Linked DNA regions of Mus musculus: regions 2, 3, 4 and 5 are each linked to region 1. A link is a loop called in an ENCODE intact Hi-C map of the cell type or tissue named here. Cell type or tissue: heart. All regions are shown on one strand. Each heading gives the region's core, and the rest is flanking DNA. Links, peaks and the distances in the headings are about the cores only.

The links. Peaks named below come from ENCODE experiments on the same cell type or tissue, not always from the same donor. Only the 100,000 strongest peaks of a DNase experiment are listed, where the experiment ranks them.
Region 2: it touches region 1 in a loop (1.9-fold over the local background); 5 of 42 quality-filtered maps call a loop at or near these places.
Region 3: a loop joins it to region 1, with 2.0 times the contacts of the local background. A loop is called at or near these places in 5 of 42 quality-filtered maps.
Region 4: a loop joins it to region 1, with 2.8 times the contacts of the local background. A loop is called at or near these places in 2 of 42 quality-filtered maps.
Region 5: a loop joins it to region 1, with 3 times the contacts of the local background. A loop is called at or near these places in 11 of 42 quality-filtered maps.

Annotation. Positions count from the first base shown.
Region 1 is chr14:76,411,521-76,417,348 of GRCm38, forward strand. It overlaps Tsc22d1 (TSC22 domain family, member 1), which reads left to right and starts at 4,301. Exons shown (of 3, transcript NM_207652.3): 1 at 4,301-5,828. The coding sequence starts at 4,563. In heart, for the core only: a CTCF peak has its summit at 2,390; DNase peaks (open chromatin) are centred at 3,121, 4,041, 4,211, 5,081 and 1 weaker place; H3K4me3 peaks cover 3,500 bases; H3K27ac peaks cover 3,070 bases.
Region 2 is chr14:76,307,911-76,313,738 of GRCm38, forward strand. No RefSeq gene overlaps it. Among named protein-coding and RNA genes, the nearest start is that of 2900040C04Rik, 59 kb to the left of the region's middle. In heart, for the core only: no CTCF peak of the experiment used is centred there; a DNase peak (open chromatin) is centred at 2,511; H3K4me3 peaks cover 390 bases; H3K27ac peaks cover 598 bases.
Region 3 is chr14:76,314,251-76,320,078 of GRCm38, forward strand. No RefSeq gene overlaps it. Among named protein-coding and RNA genes, the nearest start is that of Gm41215, 57 kb to the right of the region's middle. In heart, for the core only: no CTCF peak of the experiment used is centred there; no DNase peak of the experiment used is centred there.
Region 4 is chr14:75,873,758-75,879,585 of GRCm38, forward strand. No RefSeq gene overlaps it. Among named protein-coding and RNA genes, the nearest start is that of Gm52138, 14 kb to the right of the region's middle. In heart, for the core only: CTCF peaks have their summits at 2,739 (motif pointing right) and 2,939; a DNase peak (open chromatin) is centred at 2,754; H3K4me3 peaks cover 642 bases; H3K27ac peaks cover 367 bases.
Region 5 is chr14:76,470,655-76,476,482 of GRCm38, forward strand. All of the region lies in intron 1 of Tsc22d1 (TSC22 domain family, member 1), which reads left to right. Among named protein-coding and RNA genes, the nearest start is that of 4930444M15Rik, 47 kb to the right of the region's middle. In heart, for the core only: CTCF peaks have their summits at 2,949 (motif pointing left) and 3,705 (motif pointing right); no DNase peak of the experiment used is centred there; H3K4me3 peaks cover 240 bases.

The DNA.
Region 1 (5,828 bases), core at 486-5,485:
GAGAAAACTGTACTTATAGATTCTCTGGAGCTGTCTAGCTAGGAAAATTCAAACTCGTGTCTTTGGTAGAACTTAAACTTGAGTTGAGTGCTTGGGTTGACAGGATCTTGAACTATGTTTTGGTGTGCAGGCTGCCAGGGTTTGCATCCTGGCCTGGCTACTAGCCAAGCCCTAAGACCACAACTTCTCTTCCCTCATTTGTCAGATGGGGACAATTATAGCGCCCACTTTACACAGTTGTGGGGATTAAGTGAGCTGAAACTCTTAGCACATAGAACAATGGTGTAGTTATAGAGAGCATTAAGCATGAGCTGTTATTATTGGTGAGATCTGGAGGGAGATATGGGGACTGAATCCAGGGCTTTCTGTATGCTATAGAAGTGCTCTACAATGGAGCTACATTCTCATCCCATGACTAAAGCCTTTAAAAAAAACAAAACAAACAACTAAATAAACATTTTTGGGCGGTCTTACACCAGAGCCCAGATTGTCCTGGAACTCACTATGTAGTCCAGGTTACCCACAAATTTGGGCACTCTTGTCTTGGTCTCCTGAGTACTGGAATAAGATATCATCTCAGCTCTTGACTTAAAACTTTTTTTCTTCAAGTTATAGGTATATAACAGAAACTAGAGTAACAAGGACTCACTATATAGCCTTGACTGGCATGGAACTCATTATAAAGACAAGGCTGGCCTTAAACTCGGAAATCTGTTTGCCTCTGCCTCCCCAGTGCTACGACTAAAGGACTGAGCCACCATGCCCAGCTGGCTTTAATCTGTTTGAAACCTCTCTTTTGAATTTCTCCTCCCAATCAGAACCCAGTGGGATGCTGGGTTATCAGAAGGAACACCTGCATCCGATGAGGCCCTTTCTACACGGCTTTCCTTTTCCAACTTTGCATAAGGCTTTCGTGTGCTTTACTTTTTAGCTGTATCATCAAAGTGATAGCAGGCATTGCCTTGGCCAAGGGGTGACAAACTGCCATTTGCCATGTAAAACTTTGACTTAAGGCAACGTTTTGAGATCTAAGGGACATGTGGTTTCTCACTACAGTCCAGAGAAACGTCTTTCTGTCCATCTACATCCTTCTGCAGCTTTAGTCCATTAGGGCAGCTTCTAGTGTCTATTAGAAAAACTGCTGAAAGAGCATGTCCAATATGCATTTCAGAAAGTGGTGAGTCACTTGCAACAAAAGCTGCTGGGGGTTATGTTCACAGACACAGGTGACTTCCAGATAGTGCAAGACAAAAGATCTTTCTTTCTTTCTTTCTCTCTCTCTCTCTCTCCCCCTTTCTTCCTTCCTTCCTTCCTTCCTTTTTCTTCTTCTTCTCTCTCTCTCTTTTTTGGAAATACAGGTCTCCCTATGTAGCCTGAATGACCTAGAACTTAAGGTCCCCCTGCCTCTACCTCCTCAGAGCTGGGGTTACAAGTTATGCCACCATACCCAGTGAAATGATTAAATTTGTAAAATACTCAAATGGCTTCAGTTGTTTGAAAGTACAGGTATTAACATACTGAGGCACAATGCAGTTTTATGTTTTTCAAAATGACTTATCATAATCTATTACTTCCAGAATTTGTGAGCACATACTTTTTACCTAGCAGAGAATTCTATATTAGGAAGTGGACAGGCTGGTGAAGGCTTGTAATTACAACGCTCCAGAACCTAAAGGCGGGGTACAGTGAGTTGAAGGTTACTCTTCCATCTCTATTGAGACCCTCAACTCATTTAAAAAAATCAAAATAATGTGAATTTCACCTGTTTTGTAGGGGACATGTATGAGGTGGCACGTGTGAGAGTTTGGTACAGACCAGATAAAGGATGCCAAGATGTCAACAGTATATAGGTGACATTCAAACTCTTAATGTACAGAATGAGGGGTGTTAAACTGCTGGTAACAGTTTTTGGTTTTCTGTTTGTTGGGTGTTATCCTTCAGAAACGAAATTGGTGATTTCCCGAGTCAGAGGTCTCTCTTCTGATCAATTTGTATCCCTGAAACCTAAACTAGAACAGAAACAAACCGCTCTCAAACAACCCTTTTCACCTCAGCTTAAAAAATTTCCTGGGTGAGATTTACATTCTTGGTTAGAAGCAAAGCCCTGCTTTGAGAGGTTTTGACATGTAATACTTCGGAGGCAGCTAACAGAAAATTGTCTCCAAGCAAACCTACCTAAATCCATGAAATCTAGTTTTAGTTAAAAAGAAAAAAGGGGGGGGGCACTTTACCAGTCTTTTTGCTTTTCTAGCCCTAAAAGGCATTCTTTACAAATTTCCTTTAAATTCCACTAAAACCAAGCCCTAACCTTTTACCTCTCTAAGGGCCACAGCAAGGACACAAAGACAATAAATGGCTGGAGGGAAGCTCCACCTGTTGGTTGGTTAGCTGGCAGGGCCGGCTAGCTTCTTCCCACCCGATAAGGAAGGACAGCAAGGATCACTCCCTTTTGTAAGAGCCTTCCCTTGGAGGGGCTTGGGAGATTCCCTGCAAACATCCGTGCCACATGCTAGCAGTCTCGACCCTGCCCGTCGAAGGGCGAGGGACCGCGTGGCAACTACCACCGCTCTGCACAAAAGGTACCACTGCTGTGGGGGAAGACACCCGATTCTATCGGGGCATCCCCGGAAGGGGCGAGGGCGGTGCGGGTCGAGGGGGAGGCCAGGTTGCTGCTTGGAGAAGGAGGAGGAGGAGGGTTCCGCCACGCGCCGAGGAAGAAAGCCTGACTCATGTCGTGGCAGCAGCGGAGGGCTCCTGGGAGCTGCAACTCGTGATGCTGCTGTTGCTGAGGAGAAAAGCCTCATTACCCGTTCCGCAGGCCGGGGCGGGGGAGCCACCGCCCCAGGGCGCGCACACCCGAGACCTAGCGCTCCGCACCCGCCTCGCCGCCGGGGTCCGCGTGGGAGACAGCAGCGGACACGCCTAACCTGCGCGCACGCGCGCGGCGTGGTTCCCCCCCCCCCTCCCAGCCCCACCCCAGCCTCTCCACGCGACCCGGATTCGCTCGCTCGCGCGCCCGAGTGCCCCACCCCCCACCGCCCTCCGGCGTCGGCGACTCCGCCGGCCTTCGGTAATTTCCGTGGGAGACGGAGCCGAGAGCTCGGCGCGGACCGAAGACAGGCCACCTCCCCTGGTCAGACCCGGCTTTATGTCTGCAGCGCCGGCGCGCACGCGCAGACGCCATCTTCCCTCCTCTCCTCCACGACCCCTCCCCCCTGCCACCTCCTCCTCCTCCTTCTCCTCGGTCAGAGCTCGACCCTCCTCCTCTCGCGCTGGGGCGCTGGTCCCTCCTCTCTTGATGCCGCGAGAGACCAGGGGATACGGAGCAGCCCGAGAAGAGCACTAGTAACAACCATCACAGCCCCCTCCTCGCCCGACGCCCTCCCACTCCCCCGCCCCGCGCCGCCACCGACCAACCCCACCTCTCATTTCTTTGAACGGCGTCGGCTGCAGCCGCTGCACCAGCCCCGTCTGGCCGCCACCGCCGCGAAAAGGAGCCACCGCCGCCCGCGGCCCCCTCCCTCCCTCTCTCCCTCCCTCCCGGTCGCGGGAGCAGCTCGGTGCCGAACCAGCCGGCGGGCCGAGAAGAGGACGCGAGCTCGCCCCTCCGCTCCCGCGCACGTCCCGCCGCCCGCCGGAGCAGCCCGGGCGCCGGCGCCCTTCCTCTCCGAGGACGTGTGGCGAGCCGAGCGCCTGCCCCGAGGGAGGAAAATGCTCGGGCTCCATGGCTGCCAGTGATGGAGCGGTCCCTGGGCTCCCGCTGCTGCTGCCGCCACCGCCGCCGCCGCCGCGCCCCGGCCGCGCTCCGCGAGGATCCGGCGTCTCTGCGCGCCCGCCCGCGCCTCGTTGCTGGGCTCACCGTACCGGGCGCCCCGCCACCGCCCCGCTCGCAGCCGCGCCGCCCGGGCCCCAGCCGCGGCCAGCCTTTCCTCCCGGAGCAGCCGTCGCGAGCCCAGGGGGTTTGAGAGGGGCCGCGGGCCGTGGGGGGAGGCCCGAGCGGGGCCGGCCGCGCCGGCAGGGGAGGTTGGAGCGACGCTGAGCTCAGGGCTCGCCGGCGGCCGCGGCGCCGGGGGTGGCGAGGGCCGGGGCGACCGCTCGCTCCGCGCTGCCTCGGTGCAGGACGAGCGGAGGGGCTTTTGCAGCGGCCGTCGCCGCGGGAGGAGGGGGTTGAGCTGGCTCCGGAGTTGGCCAAAGAAGGTGGGCATTTCTCGCTTCTCCTCGCCTCCCCCGCCCCCTCCTGGGCTCCCCTCCCTCCCGCCCCGCACCCCACGTGAAGCGGAATATAAAGGGGGGTGTGTGACTGGAGGGGGAAGTGAATGGCGAAGGACTGAAGGGGTCCCCCTTCGGTTCCCCAGCCACCTGGTTCACCCGGTTCATCCTCCCTTCCCGAAGTTAGCCCTCGAAGGCACGAGCAGCCGGCGCCTTCGGCAGAGGAGGAGGAGGAGGAGGGATCGCGTCGGGCGGAGCTTCAGGTCCTGTTCGTCTCTCCGGCTTCTCCATACAAAGATTACGGTGCAGAAGGAAATTGCACTTGCCTCCTCCGCCCCCCGGTACCCAGCACAATGCACCAGCCGCCGGAGTCCACCGCCGCGGCGGCCGCTGCTGCAGACATTAGTGCTAGGAAGATGGCGCACCCGGCAATGTTCCCTCGAAGGGGCAGCGGTGGTGGCAGCGCCTCTGCTCTCAATGCAGCAGGTACGGGCGTCAGTGGTGCTGCTCCATCTTCTGAAGATTTTCCTCCTCCTTCGCTGCTCCAGCCGCCGCCTCCTGCTGCATCTTCCACGCAGGGACCCCAGCCTCCGCCTCCACAAAGCCTGAACCTCCTCTCGCAGGCTCAGCTGCAGGGACAGCCTCTTGCGCCAGGCGGAACTCAGATGAAAAAGAAAAGTGGCTTCCAGATAACTAGCGTTACTCCGGCTCAGATCTCTGCCAGCATCAGCTCCAACAACAGCATCGCGGAGGACACCGAGAGCTACGACGATCTGGATGAGTCGCACACGGAAGATCTCTCCTCTTCCGAGATCCTCGACGTCTCCCTTTCCAGGGCCACTGACTTAGGTGAGCCTGAACGAAGCTCCTCAGAGGAGACTCTGAATAACTTCCAGGAAGCTGAGACACCTGGGGCAGTCTCTCCTAACCAGCCCCACCTTCCTCAGCCTCATTTGCCTCACCTTCCACAACAGAACGTTGTGATCAATGGGAATGCCCATCCCCACCACCTCCATCATCACCATCACCCTCATCATGGGCACCACCTTCACCATGGGCACCATCATTCATCACATGCTGCTGTGGCCGGTCCATCCATTCCCGGAGGGCCACCCTCGAGCCCAGTGTCCAGGAAACTCTCTACAACTGGAAGTTCTGATGGTGGTGTGCCAGTCGCACCTCCTCCTGCAGTACCATCGAGTGGCTTACCAGCATCAGTGATGACGAACATCCGTACTCCAAGTACTACAGGAAGCCTAGGTATAAATTCGGTTACTGGCACGAGCGCTACGAATAATGTTAACATTGCTGCTGTGGGTAGTTTCAGTCCCAGTGTGACGAACAGCGTGCATGGTAATGCTAATATAAATACAAGCAATATCCCTAATGCTGCTAGCATAAGTGGTGGGCCTGGAGTTACCAGTGTTGTTAATTCGAGTATCTTGAGTGGCATGGGCAATGGTACCGTTTCTTCCTCTCCTGTTGCTAACAGTGTCCTTAATGCAGCTGCAGGTATCACTGTGGGAGTGGTTTCCAGTCAGCAGCAGCAGCAGCAGCAGCAGCAACCAACAGTTAACACATCGAGGTTCAGGGTTGTGAAGTTAGACTCTACTTCTGAA
Region 2 (5,828 bases), core at 245-5,244, 100 kb before region 1:
CCAAACTGTAGGTTAGGATGTCAGTGCATTAAAAATCAAACAAACAAATGACAAACAAACAAACCCACCCAGTGCCCACAATCACTGCCTGGCTTCCTCTGCCTGAATTGTGGATTCTCTCCCTATTTTATAGGTTTAGTTTTCTGGAATGTCTAAAATCAGATAGATGTATTTCTTTATAACTGTAGTTTGTTTCTATTCTGATTCACTGTGTCTTAAGTTGTGTGGCTTGCTTTTTTTATGAATTTTATCTGCCTTTTAATCTCTATGTGAAAATAAACACCCATCTACTCATAACTTCAGTTGTGGAAGAGGGGCCCCACTAAGAGAGTTCATTCAAGTGCTCTGAGAACAAAGCTACAGCGAGCCATGGGCGTTTGATTGGTTCAGCCTGCCTCTGGTTCTCCTGATCCATGCTGCTGTTCCTTTCTCGTTGTTTCCCACAGGAACGCGTTCCTGAAAGGCAGAGTCAAGGGAAGGAATTGAAAGCCCAAAGACCATTTTCTCTCTGTGTGGCAATTGCTTCTCAAAGCCCTTCCAGAGACATAGAAGCAGCAGGGAAGAGGGGCCTGTTTTCATTTTACCAAAAGAAATCCTAGATCTCCCCCAAGGCATCCACCAACCCCAGGGGATAAATAGCCTCCAGCGAGTCGAGTCAGCACCGTGAGTGCGTACTGAATGCCTGCTTTGGACCAGGCACTGCAGAATCACCCCACACAGTTGTAGACGATTAACAGGTGTGCCACTTCTTTCAAGGCACACACATGCTGGTCACCACCTGTGGATGTCTTGCTTGATGGTCCCCCTCAGCCTCAGGAAGCATGTGACCACAGCGAAGGCTTGGCAAAATCTCCTGAAAGCCTCCAGAAGAGCACAGTTCATTGTGGACAACCGTGCTGGGGGCACTGGGAAACTGCTTCCTCCCGCATCCCCATCCCCCGGATCTAGTTGGCTGATGCTATCCTGCTACTTCACCTATTTATTTATTTATTTATTTATTTAAGTGTCTCATCTTCCAAAACGCCCCTTTGAGGTCAGGAAATAGCTCTTTCTCGGGCATCCCCTTCTGTGCTGGATAATTTTTGTCATCTTGACACAAGCTAGAGGTATCTGAAAGGAGGGAGCCTCAACTGAGAAAATGAATCTATAAGATCAGGTTGTGAGGCATTTTCTTAGTTATTTATGGGGGCAGGGGAGAGAGACAACCCATTGTGGGTGGTGCCATCCCTGAGCTGGTGGTCCTGGGTTTTCTAAGAATGCTGGCTGAGGAAGCCATGAGGAACAAACTAGTAAGCAGCCCCCCTCCATGGCCCCTGTACCAGCTCCTGCCTCCAGGTTCCTGTCTTACTTGAGTTGCTGTTCTGATTTTCATTGAAGATGAAAGCAATGGTGACCCTGACTAAGGCAGTGTTCCCAAAGGATGGGTTGCAGTAGTCTCTCTCCCTTTCCTCTCCAATAGCATGGGAGCAGAAGATGCCATGAGCGGATGTGTATTGGTGACAAGGGTCAAAGCCTTCCTCTGCTCCCTGTGCTGAAGTTATCAGTGTGTGCAAAAACTAACAACTGCACCTCTCCCTCCCAGGATGACGGCAACTCGAGGATGCGCCATACTGAGCCCTTCTAAGAAAGCCAACTAACTTGCCCCCCACCTTGCTGTACTTAATAGAGGTGCTTGTCTGTGTGTCTGTCCTTTCTTCATCCCCTTATTGGTCCAGTCAGGTTCTCAGGATCAAGCCTTGTGGGTACAGGGAACACAAGGAGTTGACCATTTTATTTACCTATAGCCACATGACTTAAGTAAAGCTGCAAACTGTTCGTTTCCAGGTAGTGTGATGACCTTTGACCCTGTGGAATACTTTCTGATTTCGTCTGCACAATAGAGGAGCAGCCCCTCCCCAGTACTGTAAACACCTGTAGCTGGTAGAGGGTCTGGGCACAGCGTCCACATAGACTGCCTTGCAGGAGAGATGGGGCTTCCGCCTGCTTTCATAACCTTAGAAAAGCTTTCTATTGCATCTATTGATTGTGTGGTGGGGAGAGGAGATGCCATGGCTCACATGTGGAAGGCAGGGAATGACTTTCAGAAGTCAGATCTCTTTCCACCGTGTGAGTCTTGGGGATTAAACTCAGGTCTCGGGCTTGGAAGCAAGCAGCTTTGCTGTCTGAGCCATCTCCTTGGCCCTGGTCCTTCATATCATCCTATTAGAATGATATGAAAGAAATCAGGTAGGAAAAGGATAGGAAAGATTGGGACCATGCTAGACCCTAGCTCGTTTCCAAGACATCATAATAACTCCAGGGTTTGGTGGGTCTAAACATGTAGATGGTAGAATTAGAGAGGCAGGGGCACGACAATTTGGGCTTCTGGTTAACAAAATATTTACAACAGGCAGGCGGCTTCACAGGGGTTGGGGTGGAGCTGTCTGGGCCATCAGGCTGGAAGCAGGACCCTTGAAGCAGCTGATGTAAGAATGTAGTGACAAGTTTCAGCCCTCAGGGGAAAGAGAGAGAATTCTGGCAAGGAGGAGGCCGATGGCGAGACTCCAAGACAGGCAGCTGTGGTTTGGGGCTGGGTTCCAGGGTGAGCGGGGACCGGAGTCCAAATGTGAGCTGAGCAGGTGCCCAGTCATATGCCAGGCTTGGCTCCAGGAGTCGGCAGAGTTTCTGGAGCAGGACATGTGAATGCCAAAGAGTTCTCCTTAGGCACCCCCACAGCTAGGCTTGGGGACACAAGACTGGCTCCTCCTACCCAGTGAGAGGCAAGGGTCTCACTGTGTGATAGAGCTAAACCTGGGTAGGCCCAGCTGGGCACTCCCAGCAGGTGGGTAAGTTACATAGGTGTCCTGAAGTTGAGTGATTACGTCATCACTCCCTTTCCACCTGACCCTCATTTCCCCCACTTAGGCAGCCATTCTTACAACCGGGAACAACTGGGGTCTTTAAAAGATGTCAGTAATTCTGCCTTAAATCTCTGAATACAGAAAGAAACTATAGATAGTAGACATGTGCCTGAGTACCCTGAGATGTAAGCTTACCTGGGTCTCACATACATGGCGGCAGCTGAATTTCTAAAAACCTATATTGAGATCCTGGGTTTTTTTTTTTATTTGTTTTGTTTTTAAGATATAGTCTTCAGGTCTTACTATATAGCTCTGGCTAGCCTAGAGCTTACTATGTAGAACAGGCTAGGCTTGAACTCATGGAGATGTGCCTCAGTCTCTGAATTCAGCTAGGATTAAAGGTGTGTGCCACCTCACATAGCAAAATCCTACTTTTGTAAATAAACCCTCCTAGGAATTGTCAAGATGACAGTGCCTGACAGGACACATACATTCTAATTTTTTTTTTTTTTATTTAATTGTAGACATTCAAAACTAAGTATCCTTACTTTATCATCAAATACAGTTGATTTTGTGTCCTTTAACTCGTTCTGCTATTTGCTTTGTTTTCAATAATGCAATAATCTTAAGAATGTGTGTCTCATGAAATTTACAATGATTTGGAAGATATAATGTTTTATTCGGAAGGATAAAGTAATCAACAGTTGGGTTTTCTAGCACTTTGAAAGAATGTACCAGCAAAGTTTATGAACTGACAGACTCCTGAGTTACCAGGAAGCAATCTCTGCTGTAATAAATGCCATCCTGTCTTAAAAGCCAGCTGGAGTTCTGAGCCCAGGCTTCACCCTCTGTCGTGTGGCAGCTAGTGTTGTCCTACTGTGTAGGAAGGATTTCATCTCAATCCTTCCTGCTAGAAACTTCTGGAGTCTCACTGTGACAGCACCTCCCACTTGGCACTTATCCTCCGGGCCATCCTTGCAAACACACCTAGGAATATTGGCTACATCCTCCCTGGATAATTCTCACAATAGTTTTGCAGTCCTTTATCTGACCTACTTGGTCAACACGGCGCCTTGACTCACAGATATCGGGTAAGAGAAAGGCCTGCAGCGTCACTGGGCCATTCCTCAGGGTGGGGCAGGAGAGAGATGCAACTGGATCTGCCCCTTTCATTGGGAGCATCAACTCCTCAGGGTACTCAGAGTGAGCCTGGGCTCCGGCTGCCTGAGGAGGGACGAACCTCGCCTGGTCTTCCCCTTTGCCTATAGCCATCCTCCCTGTGGTCATCATTTTTTTTTTTTCCCAGACAGTTTCACTTTATAGCCCTGGCTGTCCTGGAAGGCATGCTGTAGATCAGGCTGGCCTCCATTTCACAGAGATCTGCCTGACTCTGCCTCCTGAATGCTGGAATTAAAGGCGTGTGCCACTACTGTCCAACAATGGTAATTCCTTAAGTTATACTTTCTATTTGTGTGTATGTGTGGTGTATGTGTGTATGTGAGTTGTGTGAGTGTGTATACGTGAGCTGTGTGTTTATCAATACGTAAGCAGTAGAGGCCGGAGGTCATTAGAATGCTCAGCGCCACTCTACCTTACTTTTTGAGACAGGGCCTCTCCTTGAACCTGGAACTCACTGATTCAGCTGACTGGCCAGCAAATATAACAATCAATTATCTGATTCTGTCCCCTAGTTCTGGGGTCACAGATGAGTCTTGTTGTGCCTTGCCTTGCCGTGGGTACTGCAGGTCCAAACTCAGCTCCGACCTTTCACACTAAGTACTGAGCTGTCACCCCGGCCTGAAGGTTTATTTTTAAGATGTACTTTAGGGCTGACAAAGTGACTTAGTGAGTAAAAGTGCTTGCTGCCCAAGTGTGATAACTGAGTTTGACCCCCAGAGGTGGAAGGAGAGAACTGACTCTACAAGCTGCCCTCTACCCCCCCCCCCCACCACGTCTGCCACGCATGCGCACACTCACACATGCGCATATCCACTCAGTGCATTCCCCCCCACTCCCACTCCCTACCCCCCACGCATGCCCACACATGTTCCAGGCCAGTCAGGCTATATAAATGACACACTGTCAACCTAACCAAAACATGAAACAAAAGTCCACACGTTTTGCTGCGTTCTAGCAGTGATGCGGCCCCTACCACAGCTTTGCAGTTGAAACAGCAATGACCATTGGCCTAATTTTACATTGACCTGTGTGTGCTCCTGCACTCGTTTGAGCATCTGGGAGCATTTTGCAAAAAAGACAAGTGATTTCTTCTTTTAGTTTTATGAGACACTTCCGGGGCACACCAGAAGTAGGAGACCTTTAGCCCCACTGCCTTTCCCAGAGACTTTTTCTAGAAACAGTTTCAAGGGATTTCATCCATAGTCCGCATCTCTACCAAAGGGCAATTGAGAAAGGGAGGCCAAATAAAGGAGGGGAGACAAAGCAATAAAAGCTCTTTTCTAACCAGTCTGCCAGCGTTTAGATGCTGTGTGGTGGTCCCTTCTCCACACCCCCTGGATGCACACCTGCCTGTCACTGCTCAGGGCAGAACTGATACACTGGCGAAATGGATGGAACCTTCCGTAGGGATGAGTGGGATAGATTCACCAGGAGATAGAGGCCATTCAGTCCCATCTGCAGTGTTCTGGGACTCTGGAAGGTCATGCGCCCAGGACATGGAAAGAGAAATTTGGGTCTGTATTTGAGTCAGCATGAAGTAGCTCTGTCATTTTCTAATTCCCATTTAGGAGCATCGGGCAGCACCTAGAAGTGATGGGAGTCTGTAGGTGAGGGCTGTCTAGCATTAGCATGTAATTACCATAGATTAGCATATCATTAGCATGCCACTATTACAGACTTAGGATTTGCCTGGTGCCTACCCCAAGACTCAGCTCGACTTGCTCACACACCATCTTGCACATGGCGGCAGCCCCAGGCTGAGGGAAAACAGTGTGCTTACCACTTGTCCTGAAAGGCACTTCATTTCGT
Region 3 (5,828 bases), core at 361-5,360, 97 kb before region 1:
TTGGGGGATTCTCTACACGGGGTGGCCTGTGGGCAGGTCTGTTGGGGATTATCTTAATATGTTAACTGATATGAGAAGACTCAGCCCACTGTGAGCAGCAGCATACCCTGATCAGGGGCGCTAAACTCCATAAGAGTACAGAGGTAGTGTTAAGTCCCAGGGAGCAGGCGAGCATGTGTGTCTGCTTTTTCCCTCTGCTCCTGACTGTGGCTGGGATGTGACTGATGTGACTAGCTGTTTAAAGCTCCTGCCTTGACTTCCCCGCAATGACGGATCATAACATGGAGTTGTAATAGACAGTCAAATTCCCTTTTCTCTAAACTACTTCTTAAAATGTTTTGAGATTATAATTACATTTCTCCTTCCCTTTCCTCCCTACAAACTCTCACTCACCTTCAAATTCATAGCCTCTCCCCCCCACTTGTTATTGAATATATATGTATATTCCTAACATTCCTAAATAAAACCTGTTTAGTCCATACAGGGTTGCTTGTATGTATGTTTTCAGGGCTGACAAGACGTTGATTTTTATTTTTATGTGCATGGGACTTTTGCCTGCACATATGTCTGCCCACCACATGCGTACATGGTGCCAGTAGAAGCCAGAAGAAGGTGTTGGATCCTTTGGCACTAGTGTTCCAAATAGTTGTGAGATGTCATGTGGGAGCTGGGGATTGAACCTGGGTCCTTTGGAAGAACAACCAATGCTCTTAACCATTGTGCCATCTCTCTATTCCCAATGTTGCTTTTTATCAGGGCATTTTATCACACCAGTAGAAATGAACACTTGGCAAGCAGCTATATATGTCTGTTTTTAAAATCCATACTATACTTAGGCTGTATGTAAATTAGATTTTATACATTATCATGTGTTTCCTGTGGCTCATTCCCAGTTAATATGAGAAAGAGCAAGGATTCTATGCTAGTGATTGTAAAGACAGACATATGAGGAGGGAAGGAAAGGTTATACAGTGGCCCTAAATATATAAAAGTGAGTGGATCAACTGACCACGTTCATTAGTGGTGAAAAACCAGAGATGACCTGGTAGAATAGTTTGGAAGATACTAACTTTCTTTCAAGTCATTTTTTTCCCCCAACCAGAAACGTTCATTGTAGGGGATCAAAGTATTTCTGCTTCTGGTTTGGGTGGATAAACAGGGAATGGATTTAACCCCCTGCCTTTCACAGCTGAAAGTCTGGAGAAGATATAAGAAATAACGTTCCTCAGATGTTACCAACAGGCAGCACAGAATCATGATGCAGGTGAAGAAAGGGTGAGCCTGTAATTGCCCCAGCTCGTGGCCTGAAGGCAGCTTCCAGGCTGGTGTCCAAGGAAAAAGAAAAAATGCTCAACACTCAGACTGGGTTGGGGGTGGGTGGGTGTAGACATCTGGATAAAAGTGGTACCTGAGCCACCAGAACCATGGAGGTGCAGAGAGAAAGAGAGGGAAGGAGGGGGGACAAAGGGAGGAAGGGAGGAGAAGAGGAAAGGAAAAATATCTCTATTAAGGGAGAGAGGAGGAGGGAGGAGAGAAAGATAGGCAGGCAGGCAGGCAGGCAGACAGACAGACAGACAGACAGACATCTGCAGAAGGATCTCTTTGGCTGAACACTGATCTATGTCACACAGGCTTCAGACACTTTGTTTCCACCAGCCAGAGGAGAAAGCTCTAGATCCCCCAGGAAGGGAACTCTCCTTATTCAGTTCACCATGATTATATAGCTAAACGACTTCTGAACCAAATCTCATTATGGCGAAAAGCCTTGAAAAGACCCACTATGTCCAGAAGTTAATGCTGTGCTGGAATAAAGCCCAGTAATCGTTAAGAGAACACGACAAAACCCAGCGACTACAATGTAGAATCATAATGTTAGGCATTTAGTCAAAAATTGTCAGGCAGAGCTTGAGAGGTGGTTAGTTAGGTCAAGGCGCTTGTTACCAAGACTGGTGGTCTGACTTCTAGTCCCAGAACCCACACCGAAGAGGGAAGGAAAGTATAGAAATGGTAAATTAACAGACAATAACATTGAAGCATCTACTTCAATGATTCACTTTATATACGAGAAAGAGGCGACGATCAGGACCACAGTGAGAAGAGAAATGGCCGGTACAAAAAGAAGCAGCTGCGACATAAAGATGACAAGCACTATATCTGAAATGAAAAATTAGGAATAAGTAGCCAATCAAATGCCACAAAAGAAAAGATAAGTAAGGTGGAGACAAAGTAACAAAAAGACAAGTGGAAAAGAGGCGGTCAGGAAGCCCGAGAAGAATGAAGTGATTGTCACTGCACTGCCAATCTCATATTCAGGGGGAAGAAAATGGTGTGGGAGAAAGGAGAGAGACACTTTAAGACAGAATCTACTGAAACCCTTCAACTTTAATGAAGACCATCAAAGGAAGCAACCAGTCAAGCAGAGTTTAACGTTTAAGAAGAGCATAGCAAGCTGTTGACAACCAACAGTGAAGAAAATCTTAAAAGCAGCTGGAGAAGAGACTCACACAGGAGTAACAGCACAGTCGCAGCAGTTCTTGTCAGGAAGTGCCTGACAAGTAGTGAGACCACTACGGAGCCTCCACTCCCACCTTCACCCCCCACCCTTTTTTTTTTTGGCCACTGTGATAAATAGAGTTTAAAGAAAATACCGATTTTGGCTCATGATTTCAGAGGTATTAGTCCATGTTTGCTTGATTCTAGATTTTTGGGCCTGTAGTGAATCCATCCATTATGACGGAAGGAAGTTGTTCACTCTATAGTGGCCAGGAAGCAGACAAGAGAAAGGGCCAGGCATAGGACCTACCCTTCCAATGAACACCCTCAGTAATTGTCCTGATTATTTTTTTGTCAACTTGACAAAAGCTAGAGTCCACCCATCAGACTGGCCTGTAAGACATTTTTTGTTAAATGACTGATGCAGGAGATGTGGGACTGGGTGGTATCAGAAAGTAGGCTGGGTGAATACGGTTTTATTGCTGTGAAGAGACACCATGACCAAGACAACTCTTAGAAAGGAAAACATTTAGCTGGGGCTGGCTTACAGTTCAGAGGTTCAGTCCATTATCATCATGGCAGAAAGCACAGCAGCTTGCAGGCAGACATGGTGCTGGAAGAGCTGAGAGTTCTACATCTTGATCTGAAGGTAGCCAGGAGGAGGCTCTCTTCTGCACTGGATGGAGCTTGAGCCCCTAGGCGCCCTCAAAGGCAACCTGGACAGAGACATATTTCCTCCTCCAGCAAGGACACGCCTATTCCAACAAGGCCACACCTCCTAATAGTGCCTCTTCCCATGGGCCAAGCCTATTCAAACCACCACAGCAAGCCATGGAGGCCAAGCTGGAAATCAGTGTTCTTCTGTGCCCTCTGGTCCAGTTCCAGCCCTGGCTTCATCTCATAATGAACTATATGCTCTGAACGGATACAAACTCTTCTCCAAATTGTTTTTTTGGTCATAGTACTAGGAATCAAACCAGGGAAGTGACCTACTTCCTTCACCCAGGCCCTACTATATGATGGCACCGAACTATGACCCCATCAAAGGACAAATCCACTGATCCAGACAGAGGCCTTATGATCCAACGGTCTCCACGATGGGATCCCTAGTAGAGACCAACCTTCAAAGCACAGAGCTTTTTAAGATCCTTCACATTTGAACCATACAATGGATTATCAACTTTAAAGTAATGGGAGGGGAAAAATCTATTGTGAACTTTTACATTCAATAAAAATGCATTTTAAAAATAAAAGTAAACTTTAAAAAGTTTCAAACAAAAGTTGAACAAATCCACAAGTTTTGTGTAGTATAAGAAATATTATACTACATGGGATCTTTCAGGCATTATGTAACTAACCTCAGAAAAAAATCTAGGCAAATGATTGAACATGTCATCAATAGCAAATGGATGAATACTTTATTTTAAAGGATTTGTAATCTATTATAGTATTAACATATCCTAAAGCCAATGCATAAAAACAGCATAATGATATGAATGAAGAAGTAAAAGGGTACTTTGTAAGATTTCAGTCTTATTATGTGCAACAGTACTTTTTGACATTAGGTTGATATATGATATAAATTAAAAATATTACATGAAAATATATTCTGCAAAATATATCACATCAATGAAGTCCTGTAAAGATCCAAAATTCAATTTCAATGGTTTTATTATTTTAAATTTTTGTGTCTTTTACTCTGACTTTAAATCCTGACCTTTGTCGTTTCAAAATTTAACCTTCTTTTTCTGGTTCTGCATCTGTTCCTCTTTTATTAAAACAATACCAAATAAAACAGCAGGGGATATATTTTCAGCATCGTGCTGGTCTCACCCAGCTAAATTTGGTCTTGTGGAATTTGTTGGTTAGGACAAACGATGTGAGAATTCCTATGCTTGAAGTAATGCTGGCGCGGGGCCATTTCTATTTAAAATGATGCATTTGGAACAAACTGTGTTTACAAATGGCTTCTGTCTCCTACAAACAGCACAGCTTTCTGGTAGGAAAAACTGTGCAGGGTCTTTGACTTGAAGCCCCATCCACCCTCCACAGCAAAGGAGAGAACACACATTTCCCTGGTGCCCTTCTTCATTCACTGTGGATCGAATAGACTTCTGGAACTCACTGTGGAAAGTTTGCTTACTTACCAAGTAGCCGTTCTTGCCAGATGAGCAGGCCTGAATACCAACCTCTCTATTTTTTTTTTTCCACCAGTGCATCTCCCTATTTGGAGTTCAAGTCAGGAGGATCTCAGCCATCAGATTCAAACAAGGTCTGCAAATAGGGGGTGGGTGACCCGATGGTAGAAGACTGGGTCGAGTTAATATGGCTTCGTGGTCAACCTGAGAAGAGGTCAGGAGATCCAAAGACTGCCTCAAGTCTGTCGTTCACAAGACCAGAAATAAGAGCAGTTCCAGTTGCCTGGACTGTCTTCTTGCACTGGGTCAGTTTTGTTCTTTTCCCTAGATGGACCCCATAGTACTGGTAGGACATTGAATTTATTTGTTTTGGACATATATTAATGTACTTTAGAATGGCTCATGATAGCTAACCATATTGCCATTCATATTGTGGATTAGGATGAGTTAGAGTATGTAAGTCAGGACTCTACAATGACAACTGGTACAGAAAATAGTTTAGGTAATTCTGATTTGGGAAAACACTGAAAAACTTTCAGTTTAAAACTAAAAAATCTGGGTTCAGAAGGATTTTTTTTAAAAGGGTGACACATGAATTTCACATGAGAATACATAAATAAAATGGTCTGTATAGTATGGCAACAAAAATTTTCAGCCTAGCAGGGATGGTTTTGTGTGTGTGGGGGGGGGGGGGGCTGGTTACCAACAGTCAGGAAGGCTGACTCCTCAGCCACGGTGGGTGAAGCTGAGGAGACTTCATTTGCCTCCAGAGCCCACCTGGCAATTTGGAACACAAGTGACCTCTGGGCAGGGGAAGCTGACAAGAGCAGCCGTGCCTGGAAGTCAGCGTATGCAGGACGATGACACCTCTGTCAATCCAGCCAGCCAGAGAACTACTTCTTGTCACCCAGCGGGGAAGAGATACCAGGTTGTAACTCTTCCAGAAGATGAACGAAACCATTGGGATACCAAAGGCACAGAGGTTGAGAGATTTATGTAGCCCCACAGTTTGGAGGTCTGTTGGTGATAAACATATAAAGCCCTCACCACACCATGCTACAATTAAAACCGACTCTACACGGAATATGGCAACCAAAAAGTAGCCGGCTGTCTTAGTTGGGGTTTCTATTGCTGGGATAAAACACTAAGACCTAAAACAACTTGACAAAGAAACAACTCTCAGGCCACAGTCCATCA
Region 4 (5,828 bases), core at 385-5,384, 540 kb before region 1:
TATTTCACAATGCAACCTGCGGCCAGTCCATCTGGAAGGTTCCACATCATCTCAGCAGCTGGCGATTGCTCAAAAACCCAAGTTCATGGTTTCCTCGCAGATCCTGGCTGTGCGCCCAGTGTTTAAAAAGTACACATTGCTTTTTTCTTTTCTTTCTTTTTTTTTTCTTTTTGATTTCTTCAAGACAGGGTTTCTCTACGTAGCCTTGGCTGTCCTGGAACTTGCTCTGTAGACCAGGATGGCCCTGAACTCATAGAAACCCAGCTGAATGTATTTCTAACGTAGATTTCCACAGAGTGAAAATTCCTCTTCCACACGGAAGGATCGAGGCACAGAGATAGAAGGAGGAGCAGGTTCTCAGTTTGGCTGCCTACTGTTCTGGGCCTGTAGTGAGACAACACATCAGGGCAAGTGCACATGGCCTAACAAGATGCCCGTTCACGGTGGCCTGGCAGCAAAGGGAGGAAGAGGTGGAGTTAGGCTACCTTCAAGGCCACCCACTCAGGACTTAACTCTCCAATTAAACCAGCCCTCCCCCCCCCCAAAAAAAAAAGGTTCACCACTGATCTCCTGTGCTGGTTAGCCATTTGTCATTGTGACACAAACTAGAGTCATCTAGGAAGAGGGAACCTTCATTGAGAAAAAGCCTCCCTTGGATTGGCCTGTAGGCAAGTCTGTAGGGGCATCTTCTTGATTAATGGTTGATGTGGGAGGGTCGTCCCACTGGTCCTGAGTCCTGAGCAAGCCAGAAAGTAGCACGCCTCCACGATATCTGCATCAGTGCCTGCTCTACGTTCCTTCAGTGATGGCGCCATCCAAGGGCTGTAAGATGACATACCCCACCCCCCACCCCCAACACACAAGATGCTTTCTTTTGTTTACGGTGTTCATCACAGCAACTTGTTAATTGGAATGGACCAGGCTAGGGCAATTCTAAGGACGTCTCCAGTCTGCCTTTTGGGGTCCTGTGTCACAGCTGCTGGGAAACATGCTGAACACCCATGGGCTAGGAAGTGACTTGTGGCATGGTCACTCTAGAGAAAGCTCAGATCACTATTGAGCTCAGGCCCAGAGGGCTAGTAGGGAAAAGAGGTTATTGTGTGGGGGCCCGGTTCCCTGCCCCCGCCCCCCGGCTTTAAGTCTCTGGTCTTTAGAAATTCTGCCAGGCTGTGGAGAGTGGAGGGGCAGGTCCGCAGCCAGGTGCCCCCGGTGCCCTCCCTGGTCCTGGAGACTGAGCTACATTTCAAAAACCCAAACTCAAAAAGAACGCTGTCAGACCCGGGAGCCTCCTCCATCCTTCTAGCTTTCCCCATGAGCCTGGGTGGGTGGGGAGGCAACTCATCGGCTTGACATTATCCATCTCCTCCTCCTCTACTAGCGTTTTTCCGGGGACGGCAAGAAGCGGTACTGCCTGATGACAGAGAGTGGGCCACTGCGGTGGCAGCTATTTCATAAACAAGCTGGCTTTGGCCTGGAGGAGAGAGAAATGGATCCTAAAAGACTATTTGTGGTTCGCAGCACTCAGGGCTTAAAGGCCGCCTTCTGGCCTCTCTCGAGTTGAGTGATGGAGAGTTGCTTGGAAGAGGGCGCCTGCTGAGCCAAGTGGTTCTGAGATGGATGAAAATGTCAGCGTGTCCACATTGGGAGGGGCTGGGGGAAAGAAGGAAAGAGGCCAAGGGAAATCGAAAGAGCCTCTTCTTGGTACAGTGAAGTTCCTTTGTGAATCGGGAGCCCGACCCACTGTGGCTGGGGGAGCCCAGGCCTGGCCCATTGCTTAGCAATGGAACTCAATGCTGTTACTCGATGTTGCTAAAAGCCATCCAGGTGAAAACTTACAATCGAAGGCAGGTGGTAGGAGGCAAATGGCTTCGGCTGCATCTCATCGCTGAAATGCGTGGTGGCTAAGTGGAGGGGAAGGCTGTCTCGCTTCTATAAGCAGAAAGATACCAAACATTCCCCTGGGAAGGAAAGTGGATCTGTTGGGACCTTTATGTTTGGTCTAAGTCTGTTGCTAATTTATTTATATAGGTATTCAAAATAGTCAAAGTGGTTAGTATGGGTTTCTCTTGAATTTATTCTTTGTAGAGACTTAAGAACTCAGCGCCCTAACCATATAGGCGCCACCCAGAACTCTTTGTCTAAAACCCCTTGTACACACATCTGCTATTACCCCATAGTGCCTCCTGTGGCTGTCTCACTGCTGCTCTTTCTTTCCCCAAAGGAAGGAGGAAGGCAGCCACGATACAATTGTGGGGGGTTCTAGACGAGAGGGTGAACAAATTGAGACTTACTACCTGAAACCACGTCCCAGGGGTTCTGACAAGAACAAACATAGAAAAGTAAGAGATGAGTCAACTCTGGTATTCCAGCTCTCACGCAAAATCTAACAAACTTCACAATCCCTTCTCCGAGGCTTTCTAGGAGAATTAAACTGGGCAATAAGGCAGCTTATTAAAATCAGAACAACTAATAATAACCGGTGGTTTGCACTCTATCTGTATCTAGATAAACGTGGCAAGGAATGACAAAATGTCTGTAACTGAGCAAAACAGTACAGTAAGTGGCTGTTTTTCCCTTTTTGGATACCATACTTCTAGCTGCTGCATGTACTCTGTGTGTAAGAAAAAACATTTCGCCGGGCGTGGTGGCGCACGCCTTTAATCCCAGCACTCAACTCTGTATGAGCATCCTCTGTTTCAAAGGGCGGGCCCTGTCAGTTTGGATGATGTGTTTCATTAGACGGCCAGCAGAGGGAGCTCGCTTGCTACCTGAAGAATCCAAGGTAAATTGAAGCACAAAGAGGCTTGGACGGGAAGATTTCAGGGCTGGAGGCTGAAAAGGACCCTGAGACAGGGGAAGGGGAGCAGGGCGGGGCGGGGCGGAGAAGCTGAGGCTCGCTGGAACTGGACGATGGAGAGGCGCTCATGGTTGGATTTCAAATTCTTGACTTTGTTTTTAGGTCTAGTTTGCTGTTGCTTAGTGGATAACTAAGTGCTCAGCCCACCCTCTCAATTTGTCCTGCTCCTGGGGTCCTTAAGCAACGACCAGCTACAAACCATGCAACCATGAATGACGCGAGCAACCCCGAGTGTGGGGGTGTGTATCCACAGAGGAGAGCAGTGAGCGAAATATACCCCAAGTAAGCATGTGTTGCAAAGAAAAAAAAAAAAAAATCTGACTAGAGGCAGAGAAGGGGCCAGTGGATAGAGGCCGGCCCAGAGAACTGACTGCCTGAGTTCCATCCCTGGTGACAGGAGGTGACAGGAGAGAAGTAGTGACTCCAGAGGGCTGTCTTCTGACCTCCACACCTATGCCATGTCACATGGGCCTGTGCACACAAGAAAGGAAGAGAGAGGGAGAGAGAGAGAGAGAAAGAGAGAGAGAGAGAGAGAGGCAAAGGTACTTGCCACCAAGCTTTACAACTTAGTTCATCCTGAACTCACAGAGAGAAAACTGATTCTGAAAGTTATAAATTGTCTGACCTACATACATATACCATGGTACCTGCATCCCCAGTGAACACACTACACACACACACACACCACACACACACACACCACACACACACACACACACACACACACACACACACCCCATGTGAGTAAGAAAGTAAAAAGAATTCAAAGTAGGTAGCTTTTATTTTGAAATATATGCTAATTGCTTGCCTCTCGTCTAGCATGACTCACTGTATTAATTATATATTACTGTTACAAAATAACCCTCAACGGTAGTCTAGGAAACAACAAACACCATCTGTGAGTTTTGTAGGTCAGGACCTAGGGTGGTGTCAGCTTGGATCTCCCTTTTAGCTTTCAGTGAGGTATCATCTGTAATCATGTTACTGACTGGGCTAGCACAGCCACTTCTGGGATAGCTCCAGCAATTCCCCAAGCGGAAGCAGGATTGCTGAGATTGAGGTAAGCCTGGGCTACACAGTGAATTCCCAAATAAAACAAACAGAAAGAGGAAAAAAAAAAACAACAAACAAACAAACCAGCATCCCAGAGATTTAGTTCCTATGAGCACAAAGTCTCCTTCTGTGGACTAGGAGACTTCTCTCTCCCTCTCTTTCTTTTTCTTTCTTTCTCTCTCTCTCTCTTTTTTAAAGATTTATTTATTTTATTTATATGAGTACACTGTAGTTGTCTTTTTTTGTTTGTTTGTTTGTTTTGAGACAGGGTTTCTCTGTGTAGCCCTGGCTGTCCTGGAACTCACTCTGAAGACCAGGCTGGCCTCAAACTCAGAAATCTGCCTGCCTCTGCCTCCCAAGTGCTGGGATTAAAGGCGTGCGCCACCACTGCCAGGCTGTAGCTGTCTTCAGACACATCAGAAGAGGGCATCAGATCCTGTTACAGATGGTTGTGAGCCACCATGTGGTTGCTGGGAATTGAACTCAGGACCTCTGGAAGAGCAGCTCAGGAAGCAATTTCTTGGAGAGATTTGTGTTGGGAGCATGCCCTTTTTAAAAAAAAATTATTTATTATATGTAAGTACACTGTAGCTGTCTTCAGACACCCCAGAAGAAGGCATCAGATCTCATTATGGATGGTTGTGAGCCACCATGTGGTAGCTGGGATTTGAATTCAGTACCTTTGGGATAGCAGTCAGTGCTCTTAACCGCTGAGCCATCTCTCCAGCCGCCCCCCGCCCCCCCCCCCCCGCAATTTTTAAATCAAAATTTATTTTATGTGCATGTGTTTTGCCTGCATGTATATTGTGTACCACTTGAGTACCTGATGCCCTTGGAGGTCATAAGGAGACATCAGATACCTAGAACTGGTACAAACGCTTGCGGGTCAGGGAATTGAACTCAGATCCTCTGTAAGAACCACAAGTGCTCTTTAAAGTCCTGGTGAGTCCTGTCTGTAGCAAAACACAATTATTATTAAGCACATGTATTCTTCGATCATGACAACAATGTATTAAGAAGAACAAGTCGCCTGCCTTTGGCTGGGAACATTCCCCTTGTTTCTTTCTGCATGCTAATGTCATCTAGCACACGGAGAGTTATACTGCACAATGAAAATCAACACAAGTCCACGTCTGCATCACTTTTGCTGTATAATAAATAACTCAAGTCTTTCCGTGGATGACCAGACACTGGCCAACTCTGAAAGATAGCTGGGGTAATTCTTATATTATTTTTTCTCAAGGAATCAAGGTTCTAAGCCCCCCCACAATGGAGAAAGGCGATGAACTCAGTTCTAACCTGAGTGACCTTGCACGATATTAAAAGCAAAGAGAAGGGCTCCGACAATCACTCAGCAGAGAGCCTTAACTTCTGACAGCTGAGGTGGCGCTCAAGCATTAAAGAGCTGTGCCGCGGATCCCAGCACAATAGAGACTCTGCAGCACTTCTGAGAGGGAGGGGGGGGAGAGGGGAGAGGGGAGGGGGAGAGGGGGAGAGAGGGAGAGAGGAGAGGAGAGAGGAGGGAGAGGGAGAAGGGAGGAGAGAGGGGGAGGGAAAGGGAAAGGGGAGAAGGAGAGAGGGGGAGGGAAAGGGGGAGGGGAGGCAGTCAGCTTCAGGACCGCAGTGACCCTCAGTGGAAGGTGCTTGCCAGTCGAATGCTGTGTCAAGAAGGCCAAGTTTGCACTGGGCCTGGCAGTTTATCCTAAACCGGGAACCTCGCGGAGATCAGCAGGGCTCCTGCACAAGCGGACATACAGATCCACAATTCCTTCATATAGAAAAAGCATCACGCTTACTAACATCATGGAGGGAGCTGGTTGTTGTTTTTTGAGGATAAAGATTAAGATCAGAGCCTGGCGGTAGTGGCACACGCCTTTAATCCCACCACTTGGGAGGCAGAGACAGGCGGATTTCTGAG
Region 5 (5,828 bases), core at 565-5,564, 59 kb after region 1:
CAGTTACTACCCATTCCACTCCTCACGATGTACATGAACTATCGTCCTGTAATTTTAGATTTGTATTTAGTCATTCTACAAGTTTGATGTTACCCACGCAACAGTTGCATTTTCCTTTATTCCAATGATTTGTCAACTGTACCTTCTGATTCATACCTTTCTAATTGGGTTGGCTTACTTTTCTTAATGAGATGTTTTAGATGTTTCACAGCAACAAATGGCAGGAAGATTTCATTTTGCATCCTCTCTGTTTCACTCTCTTGAAGTATTCAGTCCCCGGGTCCCCCACTCTGGCTTTGAAAGTGACCCTCATTAGCTAGTCTTTCTGAACCAGTGGTATGTTTTTGAAATGTCTCCTAGGAAAACTAATAAGAAATCTAGTATTTACTACATACGGCTTTGAGGGTTTTTGTTTTGTTTTGTTTTGTTTTTTAATTGAGAAGACCACTCCTATTGGCAGAATTGTTGGACGGTGAAAGGCCGAAATAACTCAATCGGCTGTAAATGTCAGGACGGCCGCCCCTGCTGTATTTGGAACATTACTTAAAACCTTCTTACAAGTATGTGTATGTCTAGGTCGTGCCAACATCTCTGGATCATGTCCACCGTCACTGCCTCCCGCCACGACTCCCCAGGATCCCTCCCTCATATCTCCGAGTCCATTCCTTCCTTTCATAATTTTTTAATGAACGTACGTTTTTGAAAACCATCGAGTCCAGCTAGCGCCATCCATGTGTGCACAAGTGTGGGCTCATCCACTGGAGAATGCGGCTCCTCACCAGTGACCATCCTAGAGAAAGCGGCTCTCCCAAGGCAGTAGCTGCTTCACTAGGGGCGGGGCCTCGGGAGCCCCTCCCACCTCTCGCCGGCCTTCTGATCTGGCTCGACCTTGTGCAGATTGAGTGTTCAAGCGTGCAGCAGCCACATCGTGACCGGAGACTCTGCCCTGCGATCTGTCCTTACATCCTTTCCTCCTTGTGTCCCGTTCATGGCTGAGGGCTCGTGGTAGCTTCTTAGCGGCACTGTGAACAGTCAGGCATAGATGCTTCTCTGACTAAGGTTGGGAGCCACGCCAGGCTATGGATAGAAATGTTTAGAAGGCAGTTTGGTAAAGTGATCATGTAGAAAAACAACAGTAACAACAGATACCAGTAGATTCTTCCTGGCCTGTTACATCCCTAGATAAGGATTTTGCCTAGGTCTATAGTATCAAGTATGAACTCCCTCCTGTGGAGCATGCCAGCATCAGTCAGGATTGCTGTTGCTTACCCTGATAGACAGTCTTGTGGCTACACCCCCACTTGATAGTCTTTCCTGACAAGCGCTACTGTAGCAAGTGAGGGTCCAGCACTGAAGTCAGGGCACTGATGTCTTTCTCTGGCTGCAGTCCGCCTTGCCCCTTCAGCACTGTGACAGCAGGGACTTTCCGGGCAGTTTCAGATTGATCTGCGTCCTGTGGAGTTTCTGCAGCACGCTATCGCTGCAGAGCTATTGTAGGTAGGTAGGAGCGGTGACGGGAGCCTGTGCTGCCTTGGGTGTCTCTGAGACCTGTCTGACAGTAACACTCGGGGAGGAGATTCCTGCCTACCACTGAAATTTTCGTTTAGTAATTCATGTCCTTCTGGGAACAGCAATTACAAATGTAGGGTACTTCTGTTCAAACTCTCCCTTGGAAAAAGATTATATTTTCAGTGTGGTTACCAACTAGTGGGGTTTCAGATGGGCTTCTACGAAAATGAGAATGCTGAGAACTAAACGTTTAAGCAGGAATGGGGAGGGGATGGGAGAGGGCTTAGCTTTTGTTTAGTATTCTGTTTATATTACTTCCCCCCCCCCCAGCAAACTTGTACTTGGAATGTTACTTAAAACCTTACAAGTATGTGTATGTCTAGGTCGTGCCAACGTCTCTGGATCACGTCCACCATCACTGCCTCCCACTACGACTCCTTAATGACAAACAGGCAGAGCTCCCATTCTCTTAAGTTTTATTTTCTGTCCGTCGTCCTGTGATGTCATGTAAGTGGAGCACCATGTGTCTTCTGTGGTTTCAAGACACATACCCCATGGTGAGCAGCCTCTGTTGACTTACAGTGCCGTGGGAGGCACCCCTCAGCCAGTGTCAGTGTGGTGCAGTAGCAGTCAACAACTGGACTAACTTCTAGAATGGTGTGTAGTTGCCTCATGCTATCAACATTCCGTTGTGTTTGCTGTGATTATTACAGGCTTAGCCATTTCTGTCATTAGCTGCCTTTCCATCCTAGACTAACAAGAAAGAAATGCTCAGGCACATTTCTTGCCACAGACCAACTAAAGTTCTGTGCACGTCTACATCAGTTGGAAGCTCTTGGGATGGGTTAGTGGGGCAGGGGACGAGGACTGTGTGGTATACTCTGCAGCTTGCAAATGATCATGTTCTGCATAGTCCCATGTAGAAATGAAATTCTTATAGAAGGAACTGGTTTCAAAGAAGATGTTAGCATTTCTGGAATTGACGGGAGCTATCTTCCGCCTGTGAGGCTGAGTTGAGGGCGCTTCAGTGCATTCATGCACTTTCGGCTTTACCTGCTCATACTCTCTCCGTTCTTACTCCATTTTACTCTACATGTACTTTAAATTTAAAGTTTAGGTTAACAGAGTAAGGTCTCATCACGGCCTTTTCACACACAGATGGCTTTCTACTCTAGGCATTGCTTTTTTAAACGTGGAGCTTTGTGGCAGCATATTTCTTATATTTAACATTTCCTAATTTTTTTTATTAAAGCAATGCATCTTAAAAATAGCTGTAATGGGTGTATAAAGTGCCTGTGTATTCAGAGTAATGAAAGCAATGTCCTAAAAATTACAAAGTATTACATAAATAAAATCATTAGGTAGCAGGGGTTCTACATATAGAAATAAGTTGTAGGATATGGAAGGCATTCTAATAGGACATGGTGTGTTGGCGCCACCTGCTGTCTTGTAGGCATAATTTCTTCTTGGTGTACATCTGGATCTGTTTTTTTTTTTGTTTTTGTTTTTTGTTTTCCCCTGAAGCCTTGTCCCATAGCTGGGGCATTGCTGTGGGGACTTTCATTTAGTCTCTGCTGTGTGGAATCTGGGTGTTTGGCTGTTCTAACGACAGTGTCTGTTCCAGGTTAGCCAGTGTTTGGAAGTCTGACTTCAGAGTAGTCCGAGGAATGTTCTTGATAGCTTTAAAACTTACTGATCATGCTACCGTTCACACTTCTTGGTTTAAAACACTCAAATTGATCATGGTGACAAAGACTACTGGATTAAAACGGGCTGAGCGAGGTTATTTCGAGTTTCTTGAGTTCATTTGCTGCCTTTTTCACTTCTCATATTCAGCATTTCTGGGTCCTTCCATATACTTTGGTTTAGAGAAATAATCTCAAATTCTCAGGCTAACCAAACTTCGGTATGTTAACATACAATTTATGTAAGATTTTGTTAGCTTGTTCTAGCCTTTTTAAACCTCAAGGTTAGCTACATTTTGTTTCTTGTGTTTCTTAACACATTTTGTAGTTTTATTCTACATGAAAACTTATTGTTGCTACCTTGGTGTACAGGTCTGCCCAGTATTGAGTGCACAGTAATTATGGGGGAGCTGTGTCTAAAGTTATAGTTGTTATTTTATTGTTTTAGAATTTAACTTCTTAAAAAAAAAAAGATTTGTTTATTTATGAGTACACTGTTGCTGTTCTCAGATACACCAGAAGAGGGCATCAGATCCCATTACGGTTGGGGTTGGTTGCAAGCTACCAAGTGGTTTCTGGGAATTGAACTCAGGACCTATGGAAGAGCAGTTAGTGCTCCTAACTGCTGAGCTATTTCTCCAGCCCCCAGAACTTAATTTCTTTTTTCTTTCTCTCTCTCTCTCTCTCTCTCTCTCTCTCTCTCCTCTCTCTCTCTCTCTTTTTTCTGAGACAGGGTTTCTCTGTGTAGCCTTGGCTATCCTGGAACCCACTTTGTAGACCAGGCTGGCCTCGAACTAAGAAATCCACCTGCCTCTGCCTCCCAAGTGCTGGGATTAAAGGTGTGCGCCACCACTGCCTGGCTAGTGATGTTATTTTTATTCTCCATCTTAGAAAATACATTAGAATGATTTTAACTTTAACTTTGATTGGTCAATGATGATTAATTTCTTAGTAAGATGTGTTTAGGATAATTTTTTTTAATTATTTATTTATTATATCTAAGTACACTGTAGTACACTTCAGACACACCAGAAGTGGGTATCAGATCTCATTACAGATGGTTGTGAGCCACCATGTAGTTGCTGGGATTTGAACTCAGGACCTTCAGAAGAGCAGTCAGTGCTCTTAACTGCTGAGCCATCTCTCCAGCCTGAAAAGTCTATTTTTATGCTAGCTTTAATTATTAAGTATTAAGCGATTATACTTTAACATTGGCTATGTTTTTAAACTTAAGGATTATCTCTGAGTAGAAGGCCTCTATTATTTGTTTTTACATGTGTTTATTTTTATCTTTTTTTAAAATTTATTTTATGTATATGAGTACACCATTGCTCTCTTCAGATACCAGAAGAGGGCATCAGACCCCATTACAGATGGTTGTGAGCCACCATGTGGGAGTTTGGAGTTGAACTCAGTACCTCTGGAAGAGCAGTCAGTGCTCTTAACTGCTGAGCCATCTCTCCAGCCCCCATGCGGCTTCTTTAGTGGGTCTCACTATAGCCTAGGCTGATCTAGAACTTTATGGTCTGTCCGCCTCAATCTTCCAAGTGTTTGGGGCTATAGGTGTGCAGTACTCACCAACAGCATTTATTCACAATGGTCGATGTGTCGAGTCATGTAGTTACGAATACTCTTTTGTAATAAATATGTAGCGAGGAGATGGCACCAAGTTTGCTACATAGACACAAGAACCTGAGTTGTGTTTCCCAGCACCCACATAAAAGCTTAGAGGGTGGAGATGGCCAGATCCAAAACAGTGAGCTCCAGGCTCAGTGACCCTGTCTCAAAGAATAAGGTGGAGAGTGGTGGGGAAACAGGTAGTGTTGATGTCTGTCCTCCCCACGACATGCGCAGGGAGAACATACCTGTGCATACTGCACACATACATACATACCTCCCCCACACGCATACTGTATTCACACATACATACCACAAATACACACATATCAAACACACAATTAAAATATAAAAGTAAAATACTAGCGCACACGATCATTGCTTTTGCATATTGACGATTTTTAGATAATCAACAAAAAAAGGAGAGTCAACTTTAATAGTTACCTACATATATTATGTTACAAATTTATACTTTGTCCACGGACGTAGAGCTAACACTTGTGTTTTCTGAGGCGATTTTGATGGTTTGGTCCTTGGGTTCTTGGAAAGAAGCTGCACCCGTGGCTTTACGGTTCGCGTACGGTTTGCTTCTGTGGTTGCTGAAGTAGGAGCTGGGTGGACATCAGTGCCTCGTTTCCTGTTACACCAGTGATCACATCGTGGTTGAGTTTGAAAACCCTAAATCTGTTTTGCCCTCAAGCTCTGTTAGAATATTAATTTTCAGTGACTGTATGATCTATGTTTTGGTGGCAATTGTCATCATCGGCTTATTTGGGACACTGGGTCCTTTTCCCTCCTCCCTCCTCCCTCTTCTCTCCTCCCTCCTCCATTCTTTCCTCTTCCTCCTTTCTTCCCTCTCTCCTTCCCTCAACTTCTCCCTTCCCTCTTCCTGTCAGCTCTTTTCTCTTTTCTTTCTCCCTCCTCCCCTCCTCTTTCCCTCCTCCCTTCTTTACTTCCCTCCTCCCTCCTCTCTCTCCTCCTTCCTCCCTCCTCTGTCCTCCCTCCTATTCTCCCTCT